2 separate regions of the Homo sapiens genome follow, and region 2 is linked to region 1. A link is a contact called in ENCODE Hi-C or POLR2A ChIA-PET data. All regions are on one chromosome and are shown on one strand. The core of a region is the stretch at or near the end of the contact, and the rest is flanking DNA. Distances in the headings are between cores, read along the strand shown.

Region 1 (3,600 bases), core at 1,096-3,595:
CTAGCCCCTGGGCAGGCCCTATGGCTTCCTGATGGCAGACTACAAGCCCCTCCATCTCTGAGGGACCCTCCACAGCCTTCCTTGATGACTCTGTCTTCCCAGGAAGTTCTTGATGCGCATTTAACTTAAGCCTCTGGCTACATACCTTCGGCCTGGCCAGTCAAGTGGAGGAGAGCAACTCACCATGGACGTGTCATCCTCGGGCAGGGAACGAGGGGTATAGGTGAAACTTGCAAAATTGGAGTCAATGGCAGCCACAGGCTGGATCCCATCATGGAGAAGTTTGGTATACTCATCATCGGAGACCTAGAGGAGACCAGCCAGAGCATTAGAAGACAGCCTTCACCCCATCTGGTGTCTTCACCCTCAAATTCCCATGGCAGGTGGGGGATCCGTCACCCAGAATGTACCACAGTTGGGCCACCACGCTGTGGACTGTAACTGGGCAGGAAATCACCACCCTCCCCTCACAGCCCTGCAGCCCACCCCGCGCGCCTCCCTGCAGGTGACCACCCTTTATCTGTAACAGCATAACCTTGGCAAAGATCGACAACACCCCTTCATGACACCCCCTAACCATGGCAGCATTTCATACACAGTAACTGTAGCAGTCCTCCTTTTGTGGAGACCTTTCTACTCTCTAACCTTAACTCTTCCTACTACAGTTTTGATCCAACTCACAAGGTCTGGGCCTCTCTGGTTTGGACACAGGTGAGAGGAAATGTCCAAATGAACAGCGACTACCATATACATGGAACTAAGCCAGCTTTTGTGACCCAGGGTAGGGAATGGGATAGATTATCAGCAATTAAGACTGCCCAGGGCTGCATGGGCATTGTACCTAGGGAAGCCATGGGGACGGGTCCTGGGTGAGCTTCCTAGCCCTCAGTAATTCCCAAGATGGGAATTATTCCCTGAACATGGGGAATACCTGGCTGAACCAATTACTCCCTGGGCTGGTTCCTCTGGCTACTTCCAGCCTTGGGACTGAGCTCAGAAGCAGCTTGGAGGAGAGGTCTCTAAGCAGGGGTGGGAGCTGCCCCTAAGGAGGGCAGGAGGCCTGCTGTGGCTCTGGGCCTATCCTCTCATCCTCAGTAGAGATTGATCAGGAAGCCCTGCCTGGCCCTGGGTCCCCGGGGAATCTGGGAGGAGGACCAGAGGTCTCTGCAAGCCTCACCTTCATGTGGTACATCATCATCTCATTGGCCAGGTGGCTGCGATACTGAGCCTCATTCACTTTTTTGTATAGGAGAGACTAGGGGAAAGAGGGAAAGATGGGGCTCAAGGAAGGTGGCTGTGAAAATTTAGCAATGCCCAGGACTGGGATGAAGGGGTCAAAAAGACACCCCACTTCCTGTCCCATTCTGGCCCCAGTCAAAACCTTCAAGCTCCAGTCCACAGTAAAGACCCCACCCCCACTTTCATCCAGACCCCGCGCCGGTTCCTCCTCATCAAGTTCTCCCAGCATTTGGTCTGGCCCTTTGCACTCCCCCACACCTGATCCAGGCTTCAGTGATGGAGCCCAAGGCCCATGGCAGGGAAGGAGAAGCAAGGAGGGGATCATGTCAGGGACCTTGGGGCTGGATTCCCAGGCCAGAGCGCCAGTAGGCCTGGACACCGAGACCCAGCACTTCCAAAAAAGCACTCGGCTTGGGTTGAGACTGCTTCCAGGGAAGAGAGGAGGTTTTGACAACGGGAGTTTCTCATGGTCCCAGGAGGCTGAGTGGACAGGGCAGGAAATCGTATGCCCAATTTTTAGATGGGAAACTGAGCCCAGAGGTGGCCAGCGTGTCCTGAAGGCTGCACCCCAGCGGCGGGACTCTGAGTGCCAGACCAAGGGATCAATCCACAAGGAGAGTCAGTCGGAGGAGGAGAACCGAGGGTCCTTCGTGGGCCCCGCCCCCTATCACCCCACACCCCACTCCCAACCCCGCCCTCACATGGGCGATGCTGATGCCGCAGTAGATGGAGAAGGCCGTCGCCAGGTCCTCGTCGAACTTGCTGAACCATGGCCCATTGATCTTGTTCACCAGCTCGGCCACACCGATGACCTCTGGGGAAGGGAGAGGGGCAAGGAACCACCGGTGGAGGGAGGGATCGGTTGGAGGGAGGGATCCGGCCGGGACCTGCCCTCGCAGTTTCCGCAGGTTACGTACGTCCCAGGCATGGAACCCGACTCCCTTATGCTCCGGGACGCTGGAGGCGGTGGGGAAGTGTTGCCACCCCCGCTCGCTCGGACCCGCCCCGCCCGGCGCAGGCCCCGCCCCTCCGCCCGGGCCGCCACGCGCACCCTGGTTCTCGTTCTTGATGGGGAAGCAGAGGATGTTGCGCGTGCGGAAGCCGGTGCTGTCGTCCACGCCGCGGTAGAAAAGCGGATGGGCATATGCGTCAGGGATGTTCAGGATCTGGCCCGTGGTCGCCACGTGTCCCGCGATGCCCTGATCGGCCGGGATGCGGATCTCATAGCTCTGCCGGAGCAGAGATGGAGTCGAGAGGAAGAAGTTAGTGACCCGGCCACAGAGGGGACTGTTAAACCTCGGGCCGCTCCCCAGCGCCGCCGGCGGACTCCCGGACACCCCTAGGGCCACATACTCCCTCCACACCCTCTCACCTCATCATCCACCACGCCCCCGTCGAACACCTTGGCCACCAGCTCATTCTGATCCAGCAGGAACACAGAGCAGCTGTGGAGGGAGGGGTTTGGTCCTCTGGGGCCTGACAACCCCCTCTGATCGCCCTCACGTCCCATAAGGAGGCAAAGGCCGGATTTCCGAGGCCTGGGAGGAGTGCTCCAAGGTAAGACACTCTGCTCAGGGCTGGCTGGCTCCAGAAACGTGTCCATTCAAGTGTTTTGTTTTTTTTTTTTTTTGGAAGCACCTACTATGTGCCAGGCACTGTGATAGGAGCTGAGGATCCAAAGCCAGCCCTGTCCCTGCTGTATTGGAGCCTACAGTCTAGCGAGGGAGACAGGCATGAAATAAAGGATCCCTCAAAAGGTGATGAAGTCCCGCAGAAGGCAGAGAAAGGGAAGTGGGTGGGGCAGGAAAGGAGATGATGGGGACTGAAGGCCACAGCCTCTCTCGCCCTGTCCCCTGGGTAGAGTCACTCACATCTCTGCGTTGCTGAGGTTTCTGGCCTCCGTGATGATCTCCTGGAGCAGGACAGAGACGTCATCTGGGGAAGGGAGAAGACCAGGCAGGGTGAGACCAGGCTGCCAAGACCTCCCGCCTCTCCTCTGCAAATGCCAGCCCCCATGCCCACACACAGCCAGGCAGAGAGAACAGTGCACTCACCCAGGTGGGTGAAGAGGTTCTTTGCCACTTGGAGAAGAGCCTGGAATGAAGGAAATGGAGATCATAGGGGGGTCGGGGTGTAGGGGTCACCCTATCCAACCTCCTGCCTCCAACAGCACCCGGGTCTTCTCCTTCCTTCCCTAGGGCTCACTGGACAAGCCAGAAACTGTCAGTGTCTAATTATATCATTTGGCTACTAAGTGAAGGAGTGAGGGAATAGCCCCGGTGCAGGTGAGGAGTCTCCTGAGTGTCTCAGCCGCCTTCACGCCAGCTCTAGCTGCCTAGGTGTTGCTGTAGTGCCCAAATT
Region 2 (5,751 bases), core at 1,550-4,049, 140 kb after region 1:
AAGTTCTGCCCTGGCAACAAGTGATCAGCCTCCAGGAAGACCAGGGATTGGCTGGACTGCAGGGCAGTCAAGGGCACAGGAGGGAAGCCTTGGCAGTGTGGCTCCAGCTGGGCAGCTGCCTTCTGGGCACACACTCCTTCTTCCTGAGGTGCCTCCAGGCATCCAGGTATCAGAGGGGGACACCAAAGGCCAGAGCAAGCTGGGAGGGGATCTGCGGCATGACCCTGGAACCTCACATCAGAAACGACCCCTCTGCCACCCTCAGGGAAGCCAGTTCACAGGGCTCATGTCTGCGGCATTTAAGAGCTGAGTAGACCTGACCTGAAGCCAGGAGGCAGGGTCTGGGCACCGGCTTCCCTTCTGCAGGGCTGGGTGACTCTGGGCAAGTTTCTCAGCATCTCTGGGCTCCTCAGCAAGCACCCCACCACGAGTTTAAATTAATGGTAGGGTGCCGAGTGCAGTGGCTCACACCTGTAATCCCAGTGCTTTGGGAGGTCGAGGCAGGAGCATTGCTTGAGCCCAGGAGTTCAAGACCAGCATGGGCAACAAAGGAATACCTCGTCTTTACAAAAGATTTAAAAATTAGCCAGGTGTGGTAGCACACACTTGTAGTCCCAGCTACTTGGGAGGCTGAGGTGGGAGGATTGCTTGAGCCCAGGAGTTCGAGGCTACAGTGAGCTATCATGGCACCACTGCACTCCAGCCTGGGCAACAGAGAGAGACTTAGTCTCTATTAATAATAATGATGATAATAATAATAATAATAGCAGGGGGTGCAGACTCTGGGGGTGATGTAGAGTCCCCCTAGGCCAGGCAGAATCATGAGCCTGGTTCTGAGAGTCCTGGGCCATGCCAAGGCCAGGAGGAGGGAACTCCATCCTTGCTTGTTTTCTGATTTGCCTAAACCTTGGTCTGTGGCCTACAATCCTATCACAGCCTCGTTCTTCCCACCTGTCTCCTCTGAAGACCTCTCCCTTCCTAAAATATCTGGGATGACGTAGGTTGGGTAGTAGGATGGGGGACAGGGAGCTGGGGCGGTGAGCTCAGGGCCCTATGGCCCAGCTGTGCTGAGGGCACTCACTGGGTGCTGAGTCACATGCGTGTTTACCCACATGCACCCCAAGCTCAGCACGTGCCAGTACACAAGCTCACGTTGGCAATCATTTACTCACCCACACGATATACTTCCCAAGGGCCTATTAGGCATCCAGCACTGTTCTAGATGTTGGGGATTCTGCAGCAAACAAAATCGACTAGGATCCTGGCCCCAGTGGAGCTGCCATCCTAATGGGCTCTCCCTCTTGGCAGCACATGTACACACACGTGCACACACTGGCTCAAGCCTGACAGTGCACAAATAACACAAATGTCATGTTCTGCTCAAACAGCACGTGCACACTCGCGGATGTACTCACACACTGTTGGGGTCTCCACCACAGCAGTAATTGAGCACAAAGGTCCTGATAAACTCACATACACACCACTCCATGTCACCACTGAAACTGCACAAATCCCTACATGCTTCTACATCTTAGTAGCACACACTCTCAGAACCTGTCTGAATGTGTAAATGCACAGACATTCTACTACCCTGACAGCTTGTACTACCACCCACACCCATCTGTATGGGTGCACACACAGACTGGCCCAGACATGCCTCACACTGACTCGAGACACTGAGAGTACACACATGCACACGCATCCACCCCCAAGCTCCACTGGGGAGCCTGGAGATGACCGGCCTCAGCCACCACATGACCTTGTGTGAAAGGCCCTAAGGTTGAGAGAGTGAGTTCCCCATCATGAGGGGTTGCAAGCAGGGGTAGGAAGGCCATGTCATGAGACACTGTGATGGGACTCCCACAAGGCGGGGGTGGGCAGGAGCAGTGTTCCTCTCTACATGCCATGGAGCCTGGGGATCACAGGAAGGGACTGAGAGCGGACAAGGTGGCCAGTCAGGGTCCATGTTGGCCCCCACCCTGATCACTACAGCACTCAGTCTTGGCCTGGTATACACACATGAGGCTCCATCTGCTGTGAGTTTTTCCTACCACAGGGCTTTGAAGACCATACACTCTCTGAGTTGAGTGTGTACAAAGCTGAAGACTGCATATGCCCATGACTCCAACTGCCAAAGACCCCAGGACACAGGAAGCCAGGCTTGGTAGCTTACCCACTACCATACTCTGCCGTAAGGAATAGTCCCAAATTGCAGGAAATACTTTTCTTCCAATTCTCTTAGCACAGAACAGATTTTGGGTACTCAAACTACAAGGGGCTAGACCTTTTCCCGACCATGGCGCCTGGCCTCCTCCTCATGTTGCCTAAATGGCTATGTTCAGACAGGCTCTGAGAGTAGGCATTGGTACCCTGGAGCCCTGGGGTGTGGACAGGACTTCCTCCTACCCAGCAAGCCTCCTGAACTCAGATGTCAGTGCCAGGAGGGCCCAGAAGTCTATGGAGGACCACAGAGGGCACCTGATGGGGAAACAGGCCCAGAGAAGCAGGTCCTCATCAGAGTCACAAAGCTAGCTGGGCCCGACCCAGGCATCCTGCCTCCCAAGCAGGAACCCAGGCCTCCACTGCCCGTCCGGGAGTCACAGGAAGGGCCTGAGAGGGGACCTGGCCAGGGCCCTGCTTCTTCCCTTTGTTCACCCACTTCCAACCCCAGAGACAGACAGACAGACTTTCTCTTCTCTATCCTCTTCTCTCTTCTAACCTCTCTCTCTCTCTCTCTCTCTCTTTTTCTCTCTCTCTCTCCCCCCCACAAGCTGATGGGGTTGAAATAGAAAACGCTCCTGCATGCAGAAGAATGGTCACTAGAGGGCGCAAGGGCACCAGGAACCTTCAATCTGAGCTTCCCTCCAGGTTCCTGGAGAGACCCTATACCTGTTACGAGTTGTGTGAACCCAGGAAGAGCATGTACCCTTTTTGTGCTTCTACCAATCAACCCTCAAAACACCACAGCACTAGCTTGGTCTTCAAGGCCCCCTGACTTAATGCTCCTCCCTGGGTGGAAAGAATCTCCCAGACCCTCCCCACAAGGCCCCCTGAGTATGTCCTTGGCATGGATCCAGCCAGGGCCCCCTCCCTGCTCTCCCTCTGATTTGTTCATGTCCTGCTCGTAAAGCCAGTACACAAATCTCCCAGAAGGTCTGCTGCAGGGATCATGGAGACCATAGAAACACAGAGCCCAGCAGAGTGCCCAGCAATAAACAAACAGGGACCAGGAGACCTCTCTCCGCACACCCCTTCCTCCTCCAAGAAGCCTTCCAAGATTAGCCTCACTTCGCCCAAGTGCTCCACCAAATCTCCCTCACCCCAAACACATATCTACCCTGTCTGGGGATGCTCCCTGACAGCCGGGCATCCCAGCAGATGGCAGGAAGGGAGGGCGTCTGTGAAGGAGATTAACATGGAATATCCACAGGAGCCAGAGGAAACTCAAGAAAACACAGGGTACCAGAAGCCCCAGAGGGGAAACAGTTCTGAGGAGGGAGGGCATGCCAGATGAGGCCTGAGAAGTGTCCCAGGATTTGCTGACATTTGGCAGTGGGAGAAGGGGACAGGGTGTGAAAGAGCACACCACCAGGACCTGGGCAGTCCCCTCACCCCCAACCCTACCCCGCAGCTTTCCGTTTCCTACACATGTTGCCTCTTGATGCCGGCATGGACCCCGATACCCTGCAGTATCTCACAGTTGCCAGGTCCCAAGCTGAACTCGACTTCCTCCCAAAGTCACTTCTGTCCTTGGGTCTCTGGATCAGTGATGGCACGACTGTCCACCCAGCCACCCAAGACAGAAACCTGGAGGCCTCACTGGCACACGCCCAGCAGCCCAGGCACTGCGCTGAGTACCTGCACAGCTCTCCCCTCCTCCTGAGTCACCAGACAGCAATCCTGTCCTCCGAGCTTTGCACACGCTGTTCCCCCTGCACTTCCGAAGTGCCTTTCTTACCCCAGCACCAAAGGCCACAAACTCCCCATCTACCCTCTGGGATCCTCTGCCTGTGCGCCTCCCACCCTGGGTGGCATCCACTCACCTCACCAGCAGGCGGGGGGGTCCGGTGCGGGGCGGCACGGGTGGAACGCTCAGCTCTGCCAAATGCCGCTTAGCAGGCAGCGGGGGCAGCACAGGGTCTGGGGCAGCTGTGGATGGGGTGGTGAAGCAGGTGGGCGGAAGGCAGCTCCTCCGGGGCGGGATGGGTGGGGCAGCGGGGAGCCCCTCATCCTCTGTAGTGGTGGGCAGCGGCTCGGGTGGAGTGGCAGGCACAGGTGGTGAGCGGAAGATGTGGCGCTTCATGGGCACAGGCCGTGGGGTGGGGCGGGGTGCAGGGGCCGGTGAGGTATGGGCACGGAGCAGGCCAGCCAGGATGCGGCGGCGGTGACCAGGGAGTAGCATGCCCATGTCCATCAGGCGGGTGTCGCTGAGGCCTTGGCACTCAGTGGCCCACACCAGGCCATGCTGCTCAAAGAGCCCCGTGTACTGCTCCAGGTGCAATGCCCGCAGCCACTCGGCCACCGATAGCGCAGCATCCCCAGCCTCTGCCATGGTTCCTGCCAGCGGAGGCCTGACTGGCAGGGCTTTGTCCAGAGCTAGAATAGACAGACAGGCACAGGTCAGAGGCAGGGCTGCCGAGGATTGGTCCCCTCACCAGCAGCCTGCATGGCTCTCTCAAGCCATAGGTTCAAGTTCTGTCCTGGAGCTTCCTCCCCTGTGCTCCATGTGCTAAGCAAGGCCAGGTACTGCCAGGTCTCTGAACACACAGGCTCTTCTCTCCGCCTGAACCCCCTCACCCCTTCCCTTGTGCTATCCCAGCATCCAGCTCATGTTTTCTTCTCTAGGAAACCCTCCATGATCTCTGGGGTTGGTACCACCCCACACCCCAACACACAGCCTTGGCCACTGCCGTGAGAATGGCCAGTGGCATGATTGGTGCTGTGTCTTATACCTCCTCCCCACTGCCCTCTGCAAGACCCACGGCAGGGCTAATTCCCTCTGAGGCACCAGTTCCCAGTGAGGGCCAGGCCAAGGGCTTAGCGAGCATTGAAGGATACCACTGCTGGTCCCTCCTGCAAGCCCAGTCTGGGAGCCGAGACTAGCCTCCCCCTACCTCCATGCCCCTGGAGGAAGTGAAATGCTGTGGGACGTGAGTAAACCCAGCATCACATGGCCTCTGGGGGCCTGGCCCTGGAATTGGGTAAACCCTCCCATCACTAAGGCCATTCATCCATTTGTTCTTTCAAAATAGCCTGGCACTAGGCAATGGGGACTCAGGCTCTACCCCTGCACCCTGTAATCAAGAGCTCCTGGCCTGGTGGGAGTCAAGAGGTGATATGAAGAGGTGACCAAAAGAGGTGATTAGCAGATCAAAGGGAAAAGTCATCTGATTATCTCCACAGACACTAAAGAGGCATATGATAAAACCCAATATCCAGCTTACTTACACAAACAAAAATCTTACTAAAACAGAAATAAATTGATACTTTCTTAAATGAGAAAAGAATATCCATTTTACTGTTGTTATTATTATTCCTCACATTGCTCTGAAAGCTCTGGACAACAAAAATAAACAAGAGGTCTTAAAATCAGAAAGGAAGAGATAAACTATCCATTTGTTGCCAATAATATGAGTGTTGAGTTTGAAAGCCCAAGAAGGTCAACTGAGAAACTATAACAACCAGTAAAGACTTTAGTAAGACAGTTGGGTTCAAAATTAATATAACAGACTGGCCGGGCACAACTATAAT

Evidence for each region. Hi-C counts contacts between places; a loop is a spot of excess contacts on that map. ChIA-PET counts read pairs that join two places held with the same protein, here RNA polymerase II (POLR2A). Pooled maps may share reads with other maps.
Region 2: a map of naive thymus-derived CD4-positive, alpha-beta T cell shows a loop between it and region 1 (13-fold over the local background). The contact joins the enhancer-like site here to the promoter of PDE2A-AS2 in region 1. A Hi-C loop is called at or near these places in 1 of 168 maps with a recorded cell type or tissue (naive thymus-derived CD4-positive, alpha-beta T cell) and 7 of 50 pooled maps. POLR2A ChIA-PET finds 5 or more read pairs at or near these places in 4 of 52 experiments (Panc1, T-cell, WTC11 and 1 more).

Annotation. Positions count from the first base shown.
Region 1 is chr11:72,582,261-72,585,860 of GRCh38, forward strand. PDE2A-AS2 (PDE2A antisense RNA 2) reads left to right here and starts at 2,346. Exons shown (of 2, transcript XR_001748291.2): 1 at 2,346-2,796. It overlaps PDE2A (phosphodiesterase 2A), which reads right to left. Exons shown (of 31, transcript NM_002599.5): 15 at 3,294-3,333; 16 at 3,111-3,174; 17 at 2,612-2,684; 18 at 2,291-2,468; 19 at 1,941-2,053; 20 at 1,178-1,255; 21 at 184-306. RefSeq lists enhancers at 2,029-2,552, 2,553-3,074 and silencers at 2,177-2,286, 3,517-3,600.
Region 2 is chr11:72,722,577-72,728,327 of GRCh38, forward strand. ARAP1 (ArfGAP with RhoGAP domain, ankyrin repeat and PH domain 1) reads right to left here. Exons shown (of 35, transcript NM_001040118.3): 3 at 4,044-4,596. The coding sequence starts at 4,552. Among named protein-coding and RNA genes, the nearest start is that of ARAP1-AS2, 25 kb to the left of the region's middle. Within about 2 kb of position 2,800, at least 10 of the 41 ENCODE cell types and tissues checked have a DNase peak (open chromatin) inside an H3K27ac peak, as active enhancers do.